2 separate regions of the Homo sapiens genome follow, and region 2 is linked to region 1. A link is a loop called in an ENCODE intact Hi-C map of the cell type or tissue named here. Cell type or tissue: GM12878. All regions are shown on one strand. Each heading gives the region's core, and the rest is flanking DNA. Links, peaks and the distances in the headings are about the cores only.

The links. A loop is a pair of places that touch in the nucleus more often than their neighbours do. Peaks named below come from ENCODE experiments on the same cell type or tissue, not always from the same donor. Only the 100,000 strongest peaks of a DNase experiment are listed, where the experiment ranks them.
Region 2: it touches region 1 in a loop (2.8-fold over the local background); 4 of 110 quality-filtered maps call a loop at or near these places.

The regions. Positions count from the first base shown.
Region 1 is chr1:87,145,878-87,157,293 of GRCh38, forward strand. The region is part of intron 2 of LINC01140 (long intergenic non-protein coding RNA 1140); the gene reads left to right. Among named protein-coding and RNA genes, the nearest start is that of LINC01140, 22 kb to the left of the region's middle. RefSeq lists enhancers at 1,001-1,500, 2,836-3,500, 5,298-5,896, 5,897-6,495. In GM12878, for the core only: a CTCF peak has its summit at 6,189; DNase peaks (open chromatin) are centred at 5,924 and 6,444; H3K4me3 peaks cover 1,402 bases; H3K27ac peaks cover 453 bases.
Region 2 is chr1:87,197,516-87,208,931 of GRCh38, forward strand. No RefSeq gene overlaps it. Among named protein-coding and RNA genes, the nearest start is that of LINC02801, 9.4 kb to the right of the region's middle. RefSeq lists enhancers at 2,985-3,486, 3,487-3,986, 5,388-5,437 and a silencer at 5,658-5,717. In GM12878, for the core only: no CTCF peak of the experiment used is centred there; a DNase peak (open chromatin) is centred at 5,586; H3K27me3 peaks cover 349 bases.

The DNA.
Region 1 (11,416 bases), core at 1,412-9,411:
CCACCTTTTGGCTGTTGTGAATAGTACTGCAATTAACATGGCAGTGCAGACATCTCTCCAACATACTGATTTTAATTCCTTTGGATATACCCAGAAGTGAGATTGCTGGATCACGTGGTAGTTCCATTGTTAGTTTTGGTACATATTTAACAGAGGAGTTCAGGCAGATGAATTGGCTTGTGCTTGTAGGTGCACACAGAGCTTGATGGAGTGGAGAGTGTGGCCTTCAGATGGGAGCAGGCTCCACTTCTAGCCTGCATTGTCATACCTCTAGCTGTGTAACCTTGACCAAGCCTTGGACTTCTAGAACCTTAGAATGAAGACCCTCATTTTACAGATGAAAAAACTGAAGCTTAGAAAGTTGTCATAAGCTAGAGGAATATTTGAAAATGGACCAATTCTGATTCAAAAGTCCCTTTCAGCCCCGAGACATAGAAATCTTAACTTGTAAGTGATTGTTGAGTTTTCCGATACTCAATGTACACATTAGAGGCTTTAACAAGCTGTATATTTGGGAATTCAGTACTAAAGGAAGCCTTCCTAGAGTCAATGAGAGGAACTTCCAAGGAAGAGAGGAAAGCAGCACAGGAAACAAGAAGGAGATGCTCCCAGCATTTGGGGGTATCTTGGGTGGGAGCTTGGAAGTAACATGAAGGAGAATTGTGGGGCCACACAAAGCTAGACTTGGCTGGAATGAAGGAGGGCTGCAAGAAATGCTGTAGGGCCAGTGGTAGTATTGGGGAGGTTTGGGAAAGCAGAGGAGATAAGGACAGAAAGAATGTTTCCCTAGGTTGAAAACTTTGTCTTGTTTATCAACATACCCAAGGGACACTTGCGCAAGTAATTGACAAGAGGTTTCTGTGCTGGTTTCGGTTGCTTTGGGAAAATGGAAGGGAAGTGTTTAATTACAAGTTCAGGTGGTAGAGGATGAGGCCTTCAAAGCCTCCCACATGGGAGCAGGATAATTCTTCCTCTTCCTCCTCATCCTCCTTCTCCTTCTTCTTCTCCTTCTCCTCCTTCTTCCTCTTCCTTTTCTTCTTCCTCTTCTTCTTAGAGACAAGATCTTGCTTGGTCACCCAGGCTAGAGTGTGGTGACCCACTCATAGCTCACTGCAACACTGAACTCCTGGGCTCAAGCAATCCTTCCACCTCAGCCTCCCTAATAGCTGAGACTACAGGCACATGCCACCACACCTGGCTAATTAAAAAAAATTTTTTTTTTTGTAGAGATAGGGTCTTGCTCTGTTGCCCAGGCTAGTTTCAAACTACTGGCCTCAAGCGATCTTCCTGCCACTGCCTCCCAAAGTGCTAGAATTACAAGCATGAGCCACTGGGTCCAGCCCAGAATTTGTATAATCTACTTGCACAACCAGCCTTTCAGATTCACCTGAAGCCTTTATATCTTCAACAAGACCACTCTTTAGTTTGGCCCCATTCACCTGCTAGAGTTGGCGGGGGTGGGGTTGGGGGTGGGGGGGAGGTGGGGGAGGAAGAATGCAGACATAAAAGAGTTTCCTATTTCCTCTTAGACAGTGACTATATCATGGGCATCATCTAGTAATGGAGAGAGGAAAAAGAGGAAGAAATAGGAGAGAGAGAGAGAGAAGGTTTGAGGGGAAGGGGAAGGTACATAGCACTTGGTAGCTCCAGTTCCTTTGAGCTAGATGCTCCCCTGGCTGATGCTGCTTCGAAAGCCATGTTGATGTCGCTCAAGTCTGTATGTGATTTCTTTCCTCATTTTCTTCCTTTGCCAAAAAAACAACTATGGCTCTTATTCCAAGTATAGTCAATGAGCAGTTACCAAGAGGGTCCTAGAAAGCATGTTTCTGAAGAATGTCATCTCGGCAACGTTGTTCCATCTGCACCAGTCAGGGAGGAATGGAGGCAGAATGCCTCCAACACACACTTTAGATCTGGAGATATTCTAAGGTGTAAGGGAAGGATGGTCTCTTCTGGAGAACTTTGGTTTAATCCCTGAATACCTTCCCCCAGGAGTACAACATGGATATTTCCTCAGACTGCCAGAGCATTTTAGAGTGTTATTTGACCAGTATATAAGAGATATTTGCTGTAATAAAAGTTACACTGGGCTTGGAATCTGAAGACTTTGGTCTGCGATCTGGCCATTTTTACTTCCTAGCTACGGGTAAGTTGCCTTCTTCACAGCCTGGTAATGAAGAGCAAATGAGAAAAATGATGACAACACTTTGTAAACTGTAAAGTGGTGCAAATATTACTTGTTATTGTTACCTAGCAATACTCGGGGATTTTCCTTGTTTGGTTCCAGTTTAAGTAACCAGGGCCTGTGTTAGGCTTGGAAGCTTCAATTACAACTGAAGGGTGAAATTAGGTGATAAAGGCTTTAATATAGGTTTTGTGTTGAGGACCTAAGACAACACTAAGAGTGAACCCTGTATGAGTCCACAATCCTGAACAGTTGCTTTGGGTGGTAGCTAGCCGTTCCTTCTCACCAGGGATTGGTCATGTATTTAATGGCAGACTCTCCCTTCCCCTACCTTCCCTGCTTCCCCACGTTTTCCCCTGGGTGTCCTAAAGGCTTGGCACCCTTAACAGTGCCTTCTCCTCCCATGGGCTCAGCCACAGGTATTTCTTAGGAGTCTCACCTCCTCGGGTGACTTTTCCAGCCTGTCTTCCTGGCTCATCCCACTGCCTTGTCTGGGCTCAACGGCTGATGCTTTGCTCCATTTCAGTTCCCACTTTCCTTCTCCTCCCTTGACTTGATACTTCCTACTCCCCCTTGCTTCCCAGGGTCCCTTCCCCTCCCATGTTGATCACTTGAGAGGAGAGGTAGGTGACTGGGTTTCACAGCCCCACCTTGGGGCAGGTTGGAGGTCCTTCTGTTGGAGGATGTATTTGGAAGTGTTCTGACCAAGGGGTCTTCTCACGCTCCTCAGCATTTCCTAAAGTGCACTTTCTGATGGCGTGGGCACTCCACTTTCACTGTGGCTGCTGTTCTACTGTTGAGACACTTCCCTATTTCACCGGACAGTCTCTTTGAAGCTTCCACAGTTGCCCATTACATTTTGCTAGGAACAGGGAGTCACTTCTCTCTGGCTGGGAGGAGACCTCTGAGTCTAGTCAGGCTCCAGGGTCCCTGGATGACTGGCTTTTGCCTCAGTGGCCTTACTCTTCCTATGGCACACTCACTGTCCGCCTCTACTAACCTACACCACCTTCTTAGACTGCTGTTTGCATCTTCCCAAGACAGAGTTTTCCCTGTGACCACTTGTGCCTACGGATGAGTCTTAAGCCTCCAAGTCTTCCCAAGAAACTGACCTTAACTCAAGGATCACTTTGTTACACACCAGGCTACTTCAATCCTCTGGCCTTGTTTCCATTCTTGATCCCTTTGATCTCTGCTGAGCCTTGAGGCTTATGATCCTGTTTCAGGGCTTCAGTGATTCCCCTTGCTCCCAGCTCTGGGGACTGGTCTGCTTATCCTGTCTCCAGTCCCCATGGTTGGAGCTGCGAAGCAAGAGCTTCTGGGCAAGATGCCACTAGAAAGCCTGTCTCCCTAAGAACAACAGACCGCTTTTCTCTCTAGTTGTTCTGAAACTTACCCCTTCTCTCTCGCAGCTGTGTGAAAAGAAGCCAAATGCCCATTCTTAATGTGTGACAACTGAGGCTCACATGCAAACTGCTGTTATCTCAGCAGGAGAGCAATTTGCAATCATTTAAAATCCTTTCACTCTTCCCTTCTCCTCAGTGTATGGTTATACACACACCAGTCCATATTTATTAGTGCAGATGGTGAGAAACTCGTCATTGAAAGGGCTTAGAGCACAGAGGAAAATGGATTTTTGGCCTCACTCTGGCCTTATAAACAAGAAAGCTTAAATGATTTTAGGTTCCTGATTCTTGCCTCAAAAGAGCACAGTTTGCTTCTCTCCAAACACAAGAGGTTGTAAATTGGTAATTCATCTCAACCAAAGGCCACATGATGAGCAATTGTAGAAGTATTTTTTTTCTTGTTGTGCAAAGGAGGAACCAGACATCTGAGTATAGGTTCCAGCTGGAATTTGCCTTTCACCATTTGTAGCCTAAAGGCACTGTCTTGGCCAGCCCTGGGCTTCGTGCAGCTTCTGCCTCTTCACCTGCATCACTAACAGGGCGATCGCTATCACAAGGGTAGAAATCAGCTCAGCATTTCCATGTGACTTCTTTTTTTTTTCCCAGCTAAAAAATAAATCTGTTCTAATAAAAACATTTATACTATATTCTTTATTGTCAGCTAATCCTGCCCAAACTCATTAAATGGCAGTGTGTGGGTTATTTGCTGTCAGTGAAATTATCAAAGGCATTTTTCAGCTGGGGCACCAGGAAAACATATGCTTCAATGCCAACTAAAACAATAATGAGGAAATGTTATGATCAGTCTTGACCAGATGACCCTGCCCATTTTAGATTAGTTCTTAATTTCAGCACAAGGGTCATCCTGTGAATTCTTACAATAAGTCACTGCTCACCACTCACATGAAAAAGATGTGACTTATTAGAAAACTCACTGTACTCATTGCAGTTAATGAGATGTGGAAAGCTTTGTAATTTGATTTGCTGGGCCATATGCTGTAAAGGGATACTGCTGATTTCATTCCTCCGTATTTAATTTAAGCTGTATGCAATACCTTCTTCATATGGCTACTTATATAATAAAAATTAACTTGGGGTATAAAAAATACACCATTGTGGGGTTTATGACTTGGTGTGGTTCAGTTTCAAGTGTTTTGCATGGAAACATCTGTAAGTAATGTGTGCGGGTCTAATTTTAAATCCCGCCAAATATTTTCCATTTAACATTTGGTTTAACTGACAGGCTTGCAGAGGTGGTTTTCAGAATTGTCGGTAACAGATATGTACAGTATTCCCAAGGCCGTAGCCTTTTTTTTTTTTAAAGGAAGATAGTAATTCAAACTTGTTTTTTTTTAAATTTTTTTAATGTTTACATTTCAGTAGATACAAATAGCAGTTCAGAATATGGCTACTCCTGTCCCTTGAAGACCCAGCTGCAGTTAAATCTATTACCCCCTAAAAAGAGTTACCTTGGTTTTGACTTTTGCTTCAACATCTGCGAGCTAGGACACCTGAGGCTGACTGGGAAGGTTGACCGTGGGAACGGGACCCTTCAGGACAGGGTCCTGCCTCCACAGTGGAGAGAGACAGGGAGGGAGAGAAGAGGGTAGGACTGAGAAGGGGGGCAATGTCCAGGGAGGTCTGAGCCTCCAGAGAGGCTCCGAGAATCCACATTCGGACTATTTTCCTACCGTTTAAAAATAAGTCTCACCTAACTCTTAGGAGAGGCCCAGGCCCCCTGAACTATCCCGATCTGCTCAGAAGCTGAGCTGTAAAACCATAAAACAGAACCTCTCCTTTCTCTACTGGGTAGGATTGCCAGATAAAATAGAAGGCCCCGAGTTAAATGTGAATTTCAGATAGACCACAAATATGTTTTAGTACAAACATATCCCTTGCAATATTTGGGACATACTTATACTAAAAATGTATTTGTGGTTTATCTGAATTCAATCTTAACTGGGCATCTTGTATTTTTACTTGCTAAATCCGGCGACTCTACCGCCGGGGTCGGACGTTGTTTGCTGACTGCATTCTATTCGTGGCCGCGGAGGCCTTATTTCAGGTTGTTTGATTCCGGTGGCTGACAATATGAAACAGCTTGAACAGGCAGGCCGGTGGGCAGAAGCCATAAATAGCCACCTCGGGGGGGCCCCCCTGGTCGCTGGGAGCGCCACGCTGCTCTGTTAATAAACATGCGCTCGCTGGAGTCCTCATCCTGGGGCTCGCGGAAGCGCTGACTCAGCACCGGGGCAGGGAGGATGCGGGGACCCCCAGAAACATAATTAAACTGTTTCCATGACTGACTTGAAAATAAAATTGTGTGTGGGAAGAGAAACTTGAGGGGGAAGTTAAACAACAAATGGAGAGGTGTGGAGTGAAACCTCAGGGAAACTGTTGGTTTTGCTTCAAGGGAATTGAATTGTGAAACTTGCAGTTGTGAAATTTCACTCGGTTGATTCTTGTGAGAACCGAAGTTTGTTTTAATTGTCAATTAAAGCGAATGGTGCTTGGGTCCCTGGGATCCAGGGAACCTCAGGGCGGTGCTCGCCTCTGCCCGGCAGCGAGAGAGGGACCCGGTGCGGGCCCGATGACAGGGTCGACCGCTGGGGGTCAGGATAAGCTTGCAGAGTGGCCCCGCCGCCGTCCTGAACTTTCTCGGGAGGGGAAGGCGGCTGTGTACAGAACAGCACGCCCTGGGAAGCAAAGGCCTGTCGGAGAAGTTGATGAAAGATGCACCTTAGGTGTCCCCGAGCAGGGCCGCCGGCCTCCCCAGAGGTTTCCTTGGCAGCCCTTATTTGTAAGGCAAATCCAGGCCCGCGCACACGTTGCTCGAATGTCAGGTACTAAATTGCCTTTATGAGAGTCGAGCAGGCTTGCCGATGACAACACTCTGATAACAAAAGAAGTGTGGCCTCGTTGAAGATTTTATGTAAAAGGAAATGATTCATTTGAATTCAGAAGGAGCCTTAAAACAGGGCAGAGACAGCCAAACCCTAGATTTTCTGCCTTATGACTTGTTTCTTAAACTTGTTAAAGAAAAAAGGGGAGAAAACTTAAACAAGAAAAGCTACCCCAAATCGCCAGCCAAGGTTTAGATTTTCGTGGGTTGCTATTTTCTTCAGATCAAGGTTGCCTTCTTGTTAACCCGAGACTGCAGCCGCAGAAAATTAGATTCCCCCCACTCAGGGATTAACCACATAGAACAGTTAGGGAATGTGGAGGTCTGGAGAGACTTGAGATCAACGAGTTCGAAACGTTTGAAAGAAAAAAATCTTCAGTGGTTTGAGAGCTTCACTAAGATACTTTAAAAAAAAATCAAAATTGCTCTTATTTAAGAGCTTTGGAGATCCAAATATAAGTCCCTTTTCTTTTGCCAAGAAGGCCCTTATTCATTTTGTGTGTCTTTAATGCTCAAAAGAGATGCTGGGATTCCTAGTCAATTCCTAAACAGGAGTCTGACAACCAACTATATGATTTTTTTTGCAAAGACCTTTTTTTTTCCTTAAAGCTTCAAATTTCTGTTCCTTTTGATGATGATATGTTGAAGAAGGAATCAGTGCCTTTCTCAGTAAGTGAATGACAGAAAGCCCTTACATCTTTTGAGTGGGCCAGCGTTTGGGTGGCAGGGCTGCTTGGATGGGGAGCGATGTGACAGGGCTCTTGGACAAACTGCTCCTTGGCTTAGGGATGGTTTATTTTGAACATTCATTCATTCACTTATTCAACCAGTGTTTATTAAACATTCACGGCCTCTGTGCAGGGCTAGGTGTGAGGGCTACAGTGTCTAATAACACAGAGTCGTGGTCTTACCCTCCAGGAGTCTGCAGTCTGCTGGGGAAGCCAACAACATGAGAAGGTTATTCTGCTCTACTGGAAAAGGCACTGATCTTGTCCTCTCTTTTTCTTCCAGAAGCAAGAAAAAAACCCAGATTGGTCAACACAGTTTTATAAACAAGTGGTACTTTAGCAACAGCAACCAAAGTCCTATTTAATTAGCCAGTGGAAGGTATCCATCTGTGATGGCCAACTGTTTCCTTTTTCCAAGGGGCTCATCTTCTCCTTTGGTGACCCAAAATGCCTTTTACTTTGAGCCACACCCTCTGCCTGAAATCCTGCAGGATAAAATGGGGATGGAGGTAGAAAGCAAGTGGATCACTTGGTACTGTCTGACTTGATAACCAGCTGTTGAATGGCCTGCCATGGCTTCACTACAAGAATGGGGAAACTGTTCTTTTACGTCTGGAAGAAGGAGAAGCCAGAAGTTTATTTAATCTTTTCTAGGCAACTTATTTTATTGCATTTTTAATTTCCTCTCTTGCATTAACATGACCCTTTTCACTGGCTTCCCACGCCTGGTACTTAATTACTTATCATTAGCAATGTACACGGGGGCCTTGCTGCATATTTATAAATGTGATCATTAGTACATGGAAAGACAAAGGCTTCTTTAAGACTGTCATTAGTTATTCTGTTTTCATGGAAATGTTCATTAGGAGAAACTACCCACCTGGTTAAATAATTATAATTAAGAATTGGTAATCTCCTTTGCATTTTTAACTTGATCTTCCGTCTGTTTGTGTGAAGCTAAACAAGCCTTATTTGGCAAGTATTCTATCTTTCATTTTCACAAGAATTGTCAACAAATACGTACTCTTTGTTTTTAACCTATAGGTGCTGACTGATTTGCAGCATGATAAATATAATTTTTGTAATTCAGCAGTTAATCTCCAAACACGTTAACCAGCTGTGGAATGGTGAGTCAGTGAATGGAGTTAAAGGATCTCTGGTTGATTTTATTTTCTGGACTTCAGTCAGTGGTGCAAATTGGACTCCAGTCTCCCAGTCAAACTTTGCAAAGGGTCCCCTTTAACTCTTCAACCACAGAGACACCACGCTGGGTGGCCACTGGCCACTGCTCCTTTGGGTGTGCCAGGCAAGACAGGTGGCAGTTGGATGGCCCGAGTCTTTGTGTGTCAGCATCTGAGTCTTTATGTGTTTGTGACTAGGGGTAACCACAGCAGTGTCATAGCTGTGGCCCTGCCAATGGCTAGTCAAATAGAGTCCACAAGCACTGTTTGAATTGCTAGCAAATGGTCATGCGGCTCGTACGTGGTTACGTGTCAGCTGAGCTGAAACAAACGAGGTGACAGAAACACAATAAGGGAAGCTCGGTTATGCTGCCGCCCACTCCCCTCTGCCCAGACTGGTTCAAGCCGCCACCCTGGACTGATGAGAATATGCCAGGGATAAACCACAACTGTGGGAAATGCTGGGTGGGGGCATAAATATCATCTGTAAACAATTAGGCAGCCACTGCTCATTCAGTGCCGTTTTGAGAAGCTAAGGAAGTCCGCAATCAGTTATATCTCCAATTACCATAAAAATATATTAGCCATTCATTCATTTATTAATGATTCATCAGTTAACCACACATAATGAGCAAATAATTAGCAGTGCTGTACGGTTGCCAAAATTGAAGAAGTGTTGGCATTTTAAAGATGAAAGGTTGAATTTATGCAGAAGTCTGGTGATGATAAAGTTAATATGGAAGATAATTATAAAAGTGGCTGTCCTCTATTACAGGCTGAGGTACCACAAAACTTGCCTAATTGAACTGAAATTAATATTCTTCCAAAGTCTGTGTGTTGCCACACACAAACTGCTGAATTTCTCTTGAAGATCTCCCTTCAGTAAGGTGCACCGCACAATACAAGTTAATAAAATGCCAGACAGCTAGACTGTGTTCTTTGTTTGCTTGGTTCAGGGCCTCGTGGAAAACAATAAATTGCATTCATGTCAGCTGAGGCCCATCCCTTTGCTAATTACCGTTTGGTGCTGAAATGACTTCTGTGAAATTGGGAGCATGAGGAAACATACAGCCATACAAGGGAGGCTTTTCAGAGTTTTGCAGTAAATGTGAGATAGGCCTCAGGCACACAGATGTTAAAACAGCGAATTCCCCCACAGATTACACTAATGGAAACCCTGTCAGGGTAAGTCAAATCCGGGTCTGTGGTCAAAATCTAATTAAGGTTTCTGTACTTAAAAAGAATATGAATGCCTGGGGGTGGCGATGAATGTATAAGAAACTCACTTGTTTGTAAAATTGTTAGCATGAATAGTAAGTACCGTGGGGCTGTTACCTGCAATGTAACACCTGTTTTCTGAGGCTTTGCTGAATGTCTCAGGATGGGTTATTTCAGAGGTCAGCAAACTAGGCTCAGGCCATGGCAGCCTCCCATCTTTGGGGCCTGGGGCACGGCATGGTTTGAGGTCACAGATGCAAATGGATCCCTTAGAAGTTGCCCTGGAATCCCAAAGGATGCTTTACTTTGCCACATGAAAACCACCCCAGATGATCCTGCCCAACTGCCTGGCGCCACTGAGGAAATCGTTCTTGCCGAGGGTGTTGGACTGGCCAAATCTCCCCTACTGGGGAAACAAAGGGTTGTCTGCTCCCGGCTCGCCCTCCAGCCTGTCGGGACTGCCTCCTGGAACAGCTGCAGCGTGCAGGCGCAGCCCTGCTTCTAATAGAGGAAATGAATTTATAATGCTGCAGTCTCTTCATTTTCACCCAGCACAAATTTCCCCTTAAATACTTAAAAACAACACCCAGAGCTGGATATACCTTAAATTTCCAATAAATGAAACCTTAATCCAGTCTGTTGCTGAGTCTGAGCTGTTATTAAAGAAATAAATTTGAAACAGCAAGTGGTTTGAGAATTTTTGAATTTAATTATTTAAATCTACTTAGGGCAACTGTCACGCGCTATTTCAGTTTCCCATGGAGAACATGAATTCTGGGAAAGGTATCCCACGCAGGGCCCTGGAAATATTAACTTTCATGTACAACTGTGGGCTCAGCCATAGACAGACTGTGCCACCCTCCTCCCCGGAAGAGCAGAAGAAAGAAACTCAGATTTCTTTTTCTGTATGATCCAGCCAAGGGATACAGGATATATTTTTCAAAGAACGAGGGAAGCCAAGTCCTCTTCTTTCAAGTTCTGTGGGCCTCTTCAGATGCACTGTTTACATGGAGTTCGTTTGAAGCTCTTTGGAGAGCGACAGTTCATACAGTCATTCACTGAGCAACGTTAGGGAGCAAAAGGTAAAGAGAAAGTGTAACCTGTATGATTTAAGTGGCCGACAGCTAATTTAGGGTGTGCTCTGGCCTCGTGAGTGTCTGGAGCCTGATTTTTGACATTTGTGAAAATGGACCATCTGCTGTGACTGTCCCAAGGGTGATAGCACCAGGCTTGGGCTGGAGCACCTGAGACTTTTGGTGCCACTTCAGTCTTCAGGCTTGGAGAGAGTCTGCTTTCATGATTAGAGACAGATGACACCCTGGCCTTAGTTCTGAGAGCGCAGGATACCTTCCAGATATTAGCAATTGAGATTTTTAATGGCATCCACATTGGGATGTGGGCGGGGTAGAAGGTGAACAATTTAGGCACACACTCGTAAGTGTCTCCTTCTCCAGTTCACCGGGACTTTGCTATGGCACAAGATGGCTTTGTTTTGGACCCTGTACAAGTTGGTTAAATTACCAGATACCTGTGAAGCATCTCACTAGAGCATGATCTCACCAACACAGTGAGACCCCAAGACCTGAGTCAGAGAGATGCTCAATATCCAATTTGTTTCTCTTTTGTGCTAGCCATTTGATAGTAGTTGGGACCTCAGAGCCGCCAAGTGGAACTTTCCCACACCCAACCCAGACTACCAAGAGGATATTGACTTGGAGTGATTTCTAGATCCAGAGTTCTATTTTTCCTTCCAACATAAAAATCTTCATAGAAGCCAAAAATCTTTAAGAAAAGAG
Region 2 (11,416 bases), core at 1,921-9,920, 52 kb after region 1:
AATCCAAGTTGTGAAGGAGGAAGAAAGAATGATGGTGCAAAGACCAGATAGAAGATTATTAGTTAATTATATCTTTGGTATTTATTAAAAAGTTACCATTTTTTGTTATAAAGTTAACAGAAGTCTTTGGAAAATAAATTAGATGACAATATCACCAATTGTTTTACACCAAGGTGTACTTATTAATTGATAGGGTTTGGCTATGTGTCTCCACCCAAATCTTATCTTGTAGCTTCTATAATTCCCACATGTTGTGGGAGGGACCTGGTGGGCGATAACTGAATCATGGGGATGGGCCTTTCCCATGCTGTTCTCATGATAGTGAATAAGTCTCACAAGATCTGATGGTTTTAAAAACAGGAGTTTCCATGCACAAGCTCTCTCTCTTTTTGCCTGACACCATCCCCATAAAATGTGACTTGCTCCTCCTTGCCTTCTGCCGTGATTATGAGGCCTCCCCAGCCATGTGGAACTGTAAGCCCACTAAACCTCTTTCTTTTGTAAATTGCCCAGTCTTGAGTATGTCTTTATCAGCAGTGTAAAAACACACTAATACAGTAATAAACCAAAAATTTTAATGAATTTAAGGTTTAAAATAAGCCTTCTTAAAGTTTGTTCCAAAATTTTTTGTAATGCCTGGGCATCCTGAGACTAAGGAATATAGCTTTCTCATATCATACCCCATAGGGATTCCAAAGGAACTTATTATTTAAAGATGTGTGTGTGTGTGTATGTGTGTGTGTGTGCGCACACGCATGCATTTGGCCAAAATTCTGTAAAGATGGACCAGTGGGTATGAGCACCACATTTATTGTATGTTGTGGTGCCTAATTCATTAGAAAAACTACAGGCATTTGGCAGATGACAAGAAAATGGGTAAGACCCACATTTTAAAATAGATTTTAAAAGCATTTTTGTTTATGTTAATGATAGGGCCTAAGAAGAAATACAAGAACTCCATCATTATAAATAAAGTTCTTCTGGAAGCAACGAGACAATGAAGGTGATGGCACTGTCTCTGAAATTCAGTAGCATATCAGATTTGGGTTTGCAGAATTAGATTTATAAAAACTCCAGATAGATTGAGGTACTTTAGTTCCAGCCTCTCTGTGCATCTTTGTTGTGCCAATCACTTTGGGAATAACAAAGTAGTTAAAGATAGGGTCCTTGTGCTCTAAGAGCTTGCCATTGAGTAGGGGCATAGAAGCCAAATTTTGTTATAATCTCAGAGTGGAATATTCTTAGGTTGTTAGCATATACTAACAGAATGGTCAAATAAAGCAACTCACTTACCATATTTCTTTACTTCCATCTGGTGAGAAACACAGGCATCTTGTTGATTTTCTGAAGCATCTCTCCTGTTGTCCTCTGCCTTGATAGAGTCCTGCTTTGTATATTTTTGCAATCACAGCATTGGATTGATTCAGGCCTAAGGAGGTAGGTGAGTGACCTTAGGCTCACATCTTGCCAGATCTAAGGTAAATTTAGGTTCCTTGTTTGGACACTTTATGGATTTGTTGAGCAGTCAAGGTGGGTTCTCCAAAAACCCACTGGTAGCCACTACTGCATTGGCTGGGAAAGCAAAACGGCAGTGGCCAGTGGACACTGTATGAACTCTTAGGCTTTTTAAAACAGGACATTGTGTTCCCTTGTCTAGAACTTAGGGTATTTGATTGGCACTCAGAGAATCCATTCATTCATATATTTAACAAATATTCACTGGGCATTCCCATGTGCCAGGTACCAAGGACAGATAATGACCAAAGCTCAGTTATATCCACAAGTAACTTTCAGCAGATGCAAGAGGCAGACATGTTGTGTAGTGAATATATATTGTTTTTGTTTATCTACTATCTTTTTTTTTTGGTAATAAGATTCTCTTTCCTATGGAGAACTTCTCTTTTTCAATTCCAAGTGGCTTTGGGAAGGGTGGCAATCATAGTAGTTCACCTCTACTCCCCATGACACTGTGGTGGGGGACAGGTTACAGACTTCATCTCCATACCTGCGGCCACAGTGATTAGCCCAGGAATAAACCTGCAAACTGAAGCAAGCTCAATGAGAGTAGTTCCCTGGGGTTTACTGTGTGGCTGCTGGGAGAAGGCAGCTCCATTTCCTTGGAGGCTGTTGTGATGATTAAACCCAGTATCCTCAAAGTCAGACTGTCCTCTAGCACTCTCTTCCCCCTTCTAGTTTCTGCTGCATAGAGGATAAGAAGCAGAACCACTAGGTAGAGAAAAAGTGAAAGAGAATGAGGAGAAACCAAGAGAGAATGTAAACCGGCCACATACTTTGAGTCCAGCTTTGCCCTGGCCATTGCAGATACCTGAGCCAATAGATTACCTACTTTTCTTAGCTTGAGTTGCTTCTCCATCACACATAATCAAAAGGGTCTTAACGAACACATAGTATAACTATCACTGATTGGAGTTAACATAGCTGCTGGGGGATCCAACCCTCATCTGGTCTCATGGAGGTAAGGGAGGACTCACTGAAAGCAGTGATATCTAAGCTGAGGCCAAGTAGCTTTCCAGGAAAACCAGAGCTGGAGGAGTGGGGAGTGTGAAAGTTGAAGAGTTCCAGGTAAAAGGAACATCTCATGCAAATACCTGGAAATAAGAGATAAAATGGTACATTTGTGGTATTACAGGGACTCTGGGATGCCTGGAATGGATTGTGCACAGTCTAGCTAAATGGCATTGAACAATCACTAAAACACTGCCTGTTCTAGGTCCTCATGGGGCAGAGATAGGTGAGAAAGATGGTCTCCACCCACAAGGAACCTATGATTTCCCTAGGAATATTGTACACAAATATCTACGAAGTTAAACAACAACATACATTTACCTAAGATGATATACCAGATCACTGACTGTAAAGTGGACAGGAGCTACGAGAATTCAAAGAAGACAACCATCACTGATGATTCCAGAGAGGAGCAAGCACTGGGCTGGCCTGAGTAAAGCGCAGGGTGTGTATGGATGTGGGGTCCAGTGCAGAGCAGAGCTGGTTTGGGGACCAGTGAGGACAGCAGCTAAAAGCTCAGCAGGGTTAAGTTGGGGAATAGTAGAAAATAAGCTTGGAATGGTAGCTGGTGGAGGGCTTGGGCATCAAGAGACTGTGGACTTTATGCTGAAGGCAATCAAAACTAGCTTTTGAAGATCAGGCAGGATGAGGTATTCAGTGGGTCAGGGTAGGGATGACATGACAGCAGCATGCAGAGTGACCTGGGCCAACTGTAGTCAGGAGGCCAGTGGCAACTTGCTTATGGCCTGTGCCAGGGCAGTAGCAGGGACAGTAAGAAAGGATGGAAGGGAGACCCTTATGAAGACAAAAGAAGGGATGGACTTGAGTTCTGGGATGTGGAAAAGAAAGGAGAAGGATGAGCAGGGCTGCGCACCTGTCAGACAGCATAGCCTCTTGCTATCCCATGGAGATGGGCTCTGCCACAATGATCCCTGCACGCCACGCGGGGTGCTCCACCACACTCAGTCTCTGGGGAAATATGCAGCTGCTCCCACAGTGGCGGCAGCAGCCTTGCCGAAGGACAGGGATGGATGACAGAAGTGATTATGCAGTGATGCATAACAATTGAATTGCTATAGGTTACACCTCCTGTGTCAATCTGCAGAACCGGTTTGACTGAATTCAGTGAAAAGAACACCTGAATTCAGGAAGACAACACATTTTCTGAAGTGTCAGCATGACACCAAGGACCCTGCCTAAACGTTTCAACTTTCTTCCTTTCTTTTTTTTTTAAAAACAAAACAAAAACAAACAAACAAAAAACAGCTCTATTGTTACCCAGACAAATAAGAATAGTTTGGTAGCATGCCAGGCTACCGAGGCCAGCTCACTTGCTATCTTAACATAGGTCAGTTAGCTCCCCATAGACTTCCCCCTGTGTGTCAGTACAATAAGTGTGCACTGAGGGCCTATAAGTGCCTGGCAAGTGCTAGTGCTGGGGCTACTGAAATGGATACAATAGGATTCCAGCCTCAGGGTGCTGAAATCATTGGGGGCAAGTGTGCCTCGTGGGGGCAGAAAGTCCTAATTTCAAATCCCAATTCTGCCATTTACTAGTTGCAGGACTTCAATCTTGTTGACCTTCAACTTCCTCACCTGTAAAATGGGGATGATAGTACCTCGGGTGAAAAGAGATATTTATGTGTGAAGTGCTTAGCATGGTGAGTGGCACGTGTGTCTTCAATAAAATGATGCCTATTTATCATACAATGTGGGCGATGGCGTTCCTGAGGTATGTGCATGATGCTATGGAAACACAGAGGGGGCACAGTTAGCCCAACTTTAAGGGGTTCTAGAAAGGCTACCTGGAGAAGATGACACCTGAGTGGAGTATTGGCGGTGGATAAGGATGGAAATAGGAGAGAGGAATTCCAGGCAGAGGACAAGCGGCGCCTCCTGACAGAGGCAAGTTGCCACCTGCTGATTAGTTAAGGCTGTGTGGCTAGCCCAGGGCCCACCCGCCACCTGGCTGGAACGGCAACTTCTGAGTTGTGCCTTGCTGAGTGTGAGTCTGACTTTCACCCTGGGTTCCAGGACCTGCAGAACAATAGCCGGTGACGCTGGTTATGTTTCATCCAATCGTTTACAATCAGCCAGGGAAGCAGCTCTGCGCTGCCCCAAACAGTAAACTAGCCTGTGTCTGTCATTGCACTCATCCCACTGGACTCCTGAGGTCAAGGGGAAGCATGCAGAAATTGTTTAGGGAATGTCCTCCAGTTGCCTGACCTAGGTTTAAAAACCGGAAATAAGGCAATTAGTAAAATGTCCTAGTGCTCACAGATCATGGCTTTCTCTAGGCCCAGAAAGCAACTCCCTTCTTTTATGTATGTCTTGCTATTAATGCTCTGTAGATGGTTTCTTCGGGACCACATTGTTATGCCCAAGTTCTAGATGGGACAATTAAAGACGGACAGTCGGGTTATTTTAGTTGCCTTTGGAAACAGAATTTACAGTGCTTGCTTGTCATTTTCAATTTTCCCCTAATAGAGCCGTTTCCTCCTTTCACCTTGGAGGAAGCAGCGCCTTGGTGGTGGAAGGAGCCTCTCACTGGGCTGGCTTTTGCAGGGGCCATGGCGTCCCTCTGGATGAAAGGCTCAGCGGAACTCTAAGTCATTATCGTGATCAAGGACGAAGGAATCGTTTCCGCGTGTAAATGCAGATGCTCTCTTGGTTTCTGTGATAGATGTGTTCCCAGTGCCAGTGCAGCAGTGTGTTGAATTCTTTTTAAAATCTGAAAGACCTGCAGGCTCTTCTCTCCTTTTCGTAAATCCATTTCCCCGTTGAGATGAAAAATGTAATACTTTTCAGCTTACTTTAGACTTTCTTCAAAAGTATTTCTGGAAAAGGATCCTTCATGTGGAGCATATGAAAACTGTCAGAGGATAGGAGAAAGCGAGGTTTTAAAAACACACTAATGGATAGCCATTATGCCGTGGGGAGTTCCCCCGGAGAGCAGAAAAATACGAGCTGGGGAAGTCGGGGGTGGGAGTGAGTGGGGAGCGGAGCACAGAGCCTATGGGTTAACAGACGAACACAATTTAGAGACAGAAAAAACTGGGTATGTACGTTAGTCCCCTTATCTGTGGTTTCGCTTTTCACAGTTTCGGTTACCCGTGGTCAACTGAGTCTGAAAATAGGTGAGTACAGTACAGTAAGATATTTTGAGAGAGAGAAGGAGGGGAGAGAGAGAGAAAGAGAGAGAGAGGCAGAGAGAGAGAGAGAATGAACATTCACATGACTTAACAGCATATTGTCATAATTGTTCTATTTTATTAGTTATTGTTGTTAATTTTTCACTGTGCCTAATTTAGAAATCAAAATTTATCATAGGTGTGTATGTATAGGCGGGAACATAGTCTGCATGGGGTTCAGTACTACTCTCAGTTTCAGGTATCCACTGGGGATCTTGAAGCGCAACCTCTGCAGATAAGAGGTGACTACTGTAATAAGATGGGAAAACATTAATGGCCAAGATAAAGAACGCTGTCAAGGTTTCCCTTTCAGAGCGCTAGAAAACATCAGTTTTGTAGTCTGACAGATGGAGTTCAGACGCTGACTTTTGCATTTGCTAGCCATGACATTGGACAAGTTAGGTTTTGTGTGACTCAGTTTCCTTGCCCAAAAAAATGGCCATAAAAATGACTTCTTCATAGGGTTTTGAGCTAATTAAACGAAGTAATGTATGTAGAGTGTCCATCTTATTCTCTGGTATACAGTAAATGTTCAGTAAGTGCTAGCTTTTGTTATTATCATTATGGTTATTCTCACTGACATGAGGAAATAGGTAGCATCATAGATAGCTTTCAAGGAGGTGGCCAGTCTCAATTCCCATCCAAGTAAATATGTGCATGCCTTTCATTTAGCTGACTGGCACCCTTCTCTCTGGCTGGCAGCGGATTAGCACACTGAATCCCATCCCTGAGATGTCCTGGCACACATCCTGGGCCCCTCTGTGAAGTGTTTGCCATGGCCTCGAGCCCCTCAGGTTGAGTGCACTTGTCTGCAAAGGGCTGTGTTCTACAGCAACGTGGGACCCACGAAGGAAGCCTTATGATTCATTTTTCATCTCATCATTACTCGCCTTGCCTGTATGCCAAGGCTGGGAAGCAATGGGCCAGAGGTTTGTGCTCTGAGCAATTCTGAATCATGTGGAGAATATGAAGGAAAATGAGAAGTTTAAAAATACTCCATAGGAAAGAAATGGTAAGTAACATGGTTTCTTTTAAACTTTCCCAATTCAACTTCTAGAAAAGGTGTCATAAACCTCTGCAGGGGTGACTAAGAGCTGGGACAAAGGCAAGTCTGTTACAGATGTCCCCGTAACTCCAGGAGCAAATCTCTTTCTTCCCCTCCTAAATAACTCCAGAACATTACATGGCATTAACAAGTTTCCCAGGACAGGAACTTCTAGTTTATTACTTGCTCACATTGTCATCAGAAATTAATTTTGTCCCTGAAAGACAAATTGGCTGGTAGCTTACGAAGTTAAATGGAAAGAACAAGTGCGCATCTGTTTCTTCTGCATTTTGTCTCCTTGGTGTCTTACATATAAATGAATCAGAGTGTTCAAACTTAAATTAAGATCTTTGGCTAGATAAACAGTTAAAACTGGTTCCCATAGCTACCTCTCACACATAGCTGTGATTGCATTATAATCCCCTAGTAATCAGCTCTAAATGAAAGAAAGATGATAAGGGTGCTCTTTTCAGTTTTCAGTACTGATTTTTATTAGCTCTCAATCAGTCCGGGACTACTCTGTCTTTCATCACATTGTGGTAGTGTTTGTAGAATCATTAGAGTAATAAAGTGTAAATCTTACTGAGGTGCATTTTTCTTGAGGTGTTTTATATAACGAAAACTCTGAAGATTACACTGGCTGGTACAAGGAAGATTTGTTTCTGCGACGAAAGTAAGAATGTAATGTATGCTATATTCATTTAATCTTTACCAGAGTCAAAACCTAATGAATTATCTGGCCTAGGTAAAGCAACTGCCGCAGAAAGCTCTTGGACTTAACGCGGCCAAGTATTGCCCTAATAGAGATTTGCATGTATTTGGCTATTTCCTAATTTGGCTTGTTATCCTTCTTCAACACACTTCCAGTGTAAAACCCTCACATCTACAAATGCATTACCCACAAAACCGCAAGCTTTGCTATTCCCAGTGTGATTTCTCTAGCAAACGAGTGTAATCCAATAAAACATCATGTCCCACCAACATTGAAGTATTTATTGTGGAATAAATTTCAGTTTAAAAAAGCGTGCTTGCCCCTCTTCCTTCTCATATATCATAGAGTGACCAGTCCTCTCAGCTTCCTTTGTGCTGGGGATCACTAAGTGGGGAAAAGTGGCAGCTGGAGATAACAGCTCTCTGATGCTCCGCTGCATTTGTTCTGGATTTTTCTAGGCCTGTCCAAGAGATGGTAGCATGGAAAGGAACTTGCAGTGACTTTTCCAAAATGTGGGATTTTTCACAGATTTTACAGGTGTGCTACACATTTGCAATGAACAGAATACTTAATCCTGACGTGCTTTTCCCTTCCCGTAGGCTTTATTATAGCTGGAATATGTGACAAGGCATCATACCTATAAAAATGCCTGCTTGTTTTAAATGTTGGATTTTATGCATTTTATATTTATATTAGGATGAGAGTGTCCCTATATTTTAGTGACAGACATTTACGCTCATCCACAGGGTAAGAAACAATATAATGTAGCAGTATGTAGTCTCTGCAAGAGTTTATAGAAATGTGGTGGTTTTATATTTAATTTTAAGTTACTATTTTTTAAAGAAAGATTTTGCCTGAGATAATTATTACAGTTCCCATGCTCACATGGTGATAATGCGCACCTTTGCAACAAGCAGAGTATCTGAAAGATTCAGGTAGTCAGAGAGTCAGTTGGTGGCACTGTGAAGATTTTTGCCAGGTATCTTTTTGGTTTATACCACTATATGTAAAAATATGTGTAGGATTTGACCTGCAGATAGAATTTTTAGAGAGCAAGAGGAAGAAATCACTTGATTTGGGTGGATCAAAATCATAAAGGAAATTTTGTTTTCAGTGTTCTTTTTTAACCCTTATATAGCCTTGAAAGAGACTTCATATGTTATTTACTATTATATCCAAAAATATAAAAGCCTGAATACATGCATTGGCTCTCTCTCTCTTTCTTAAAGAAAGCAAATAAAATATTTTGCTGATGATGGCGCTTTTTGTATGTGTTTGCATGTTGGTACTTAAATGCAATATGTCTGGAAGATGTTGCTATTTCACACTACACGCACAAGAAAGAGTAAATTGTAGGTCCTGATTATCAACAGATAACAAGACATACTGTATATAAATAAATGCTCAGCATCAAAACCCATTATTGGATTAGCTATATAATCATGTCTCAGGCTGTAAGTCTGTGCTGACAAATGAACACTTTTCATTTGGCTCAAGGTCCTCATCAGCAACGGAACTAATTTTACATTCTCACCCATTAAGTGAATAAGATGTGGAAAAAGCTGTCTGCTTTTTGAAGTGTAAATTTGCTGCTACAGGCTGTGCAGACCAAAGCGCTTTTGAAGCAGGCAAATGAGATCATCTCTAGGGACATGTGAACCTCACAAAGTTTAGGTCATTTCTGTTGAAGGGACGGGGCGTGCGTCTGTGTGTTCACCAATGTTCATACGATGTAGGTAGCTGTGTACCTTGGGCTGTGTGGGTGTTCTTGGACGCAGATGATGAATAGTTTGTATAAACCTGGGAGAGAATTTGGAGCACTGTCTTCATGTTCTCTAGAAACCAAGGACCCAGAGAATCTGTGTGAAGCCTGAGATGGAACAGTCAGGGGTTGGCTTGTTTGACAGTCAGGATCTCAGCCCTCTGAGAAGAATGACCAACCCTGAGAAGGAGCAACAATGGCTCTGCACCTCAGTTGTTCTTGGTGACTTTAATTCCTCTCTACACTCATGACTGCACATTTAAATCTCTAGAGCACACCTCTCCTTGGAGTTCCAGATCCTTATATGCAACTGTCTACTTGGTATAACTACTTGGCTGGTTCATACATATCTCAAACTTAACATTACCCAAATAAAACCATGGTAGTCTACCCCAAAACATGTCTCTATCCCCCAGTTGCTTTTCATCTCCTCAATTACATCAACATCTTCCTCCTTGCTCAAGCCAGAAACTGAAGTGTTATTTTTGCTTCACCCCTTTCTGTCACCAGTGAAATACAGTCTATCAGCAGTCATGCTGGTTTTAGCAACAAAATATCTCCTGGGACACCTAGCCCAGGCCCACATCAACTCTCACCTAGGCAGCAGTGACCCTAGTCTCCCAGATCTTGCCTCTGCACCTCCACTCCAATCACCCCTTCTTCCCATTCATACTTAGCAGAGACTAATCTTAAAATGTGGGTTTTATGGGTTGACTTGTGTCCCCACCCCAAAATTATACGAAGTTGTAACCCCAGTACCTTAGAATGTGACCATATTTGGAAATAGGGTCATTGCAGATATAGTTAGTTAAGATGAAGTCATGCGGAATTTGGGCTCCTACCCAATATGACTGTTGTCCTTATAAAAAGAATGCCACTTGGAGAGAAAGAGCCTTGTACAGAGAAAAGATGTTGAGAAGGCACAGTTAAGCACCGTCTACAAGTAGTGCCAAAGATTGCCAGCCAACCACCGAAAGCTAGGAGAGGGACCTGCAACTGATCTTCCCTCAGAGCCTACAGGAGGAAATGACACAGCCAACACCTGGCTCTTGGACTTCTAGCCTCCAGAACGATGAGACAGTAAATTTCTGCTGTTTAAGTCACTCAGCCTGTGGTACTTTGTTATGGCCGCCCTAGCTAACTAATACAGTTGGAATCATGTCCCTTCACATCTTAAAGGCCCTGATGGCTTCTTGTTTCATTCAGATTCAAATTCAAATGCCTCCCATCATGACCTATAAAACTCTTCATGATCTGGTTAGTAAATTTCTGCTGTTTAAGTCACTCAGCCTGTGGTACTTTGTTATGGCCGCCCTAGCTAACTAATACAGTTGGAATCATGTCCCTTCACATCTTAAAGGCCCTGATGGCTTCTTGTTTCATTCAGATTCAAATTCAAATGCCTGCCATCATGACCTATAAAACTCTTCATGATCTGGTTCTGGCTGGCTTCTCCAGTTTCATCTCCCACTCATGCTTCTTTCCTCATCTTCAGCCACACTGGCAACTCTCTGTTCCTCAGTCACACTGCACTCTCCCTTTCCCAGCCCCTGCACACGCTGTGTCCTCTACTTGCAGTGCCCACCTCCTCCCTCACTCCCTTTGCGTGGCTAACACCTTATCCTTAGGGTCTTCATTTACACATCACCCTTCCCCATTCCTGCTGTTATGCTCTGCCTTGGCCTGATTTTTTTCTTATAATTATCATGATATGTGTTTCCTTTATATTCTCGTGTACTTTCTTCCTTTGATCTAGTCTCTGAGGTCCACAAGACACATCATTCTGGTTCATCAGTGTATCTCTTGTGCCTAATACAGTGCCTGGCACACACCGGATGTTCAGTAAACATGTGTTCAGGGGGTGAATGCATGGAAGGTGTCTAGGAAGCCCCCTTCCTCAAGTCTCATGGCTGCTGAATTTATTGTCACATAAGCCTTTATCTTTTTGGTTACTATTTGGAAAAAGATGAATTTTACATGGGAAGCATCCTTTGATTTCTCCTTAGGTTGGAAATGTCTGGATCACTTCACATCCTTAAGGTTTTATGTCTAGTATTGGAGGACTTAACCAAGAATCTAGGTGTAGTGATACCACAGGAAGAATGGGTGGAGTCAGGTCTTTGCCCATTAATCGCACCAAGATATTTGTGAAACTTCTCACATAAAAAATGTGGCCTCTT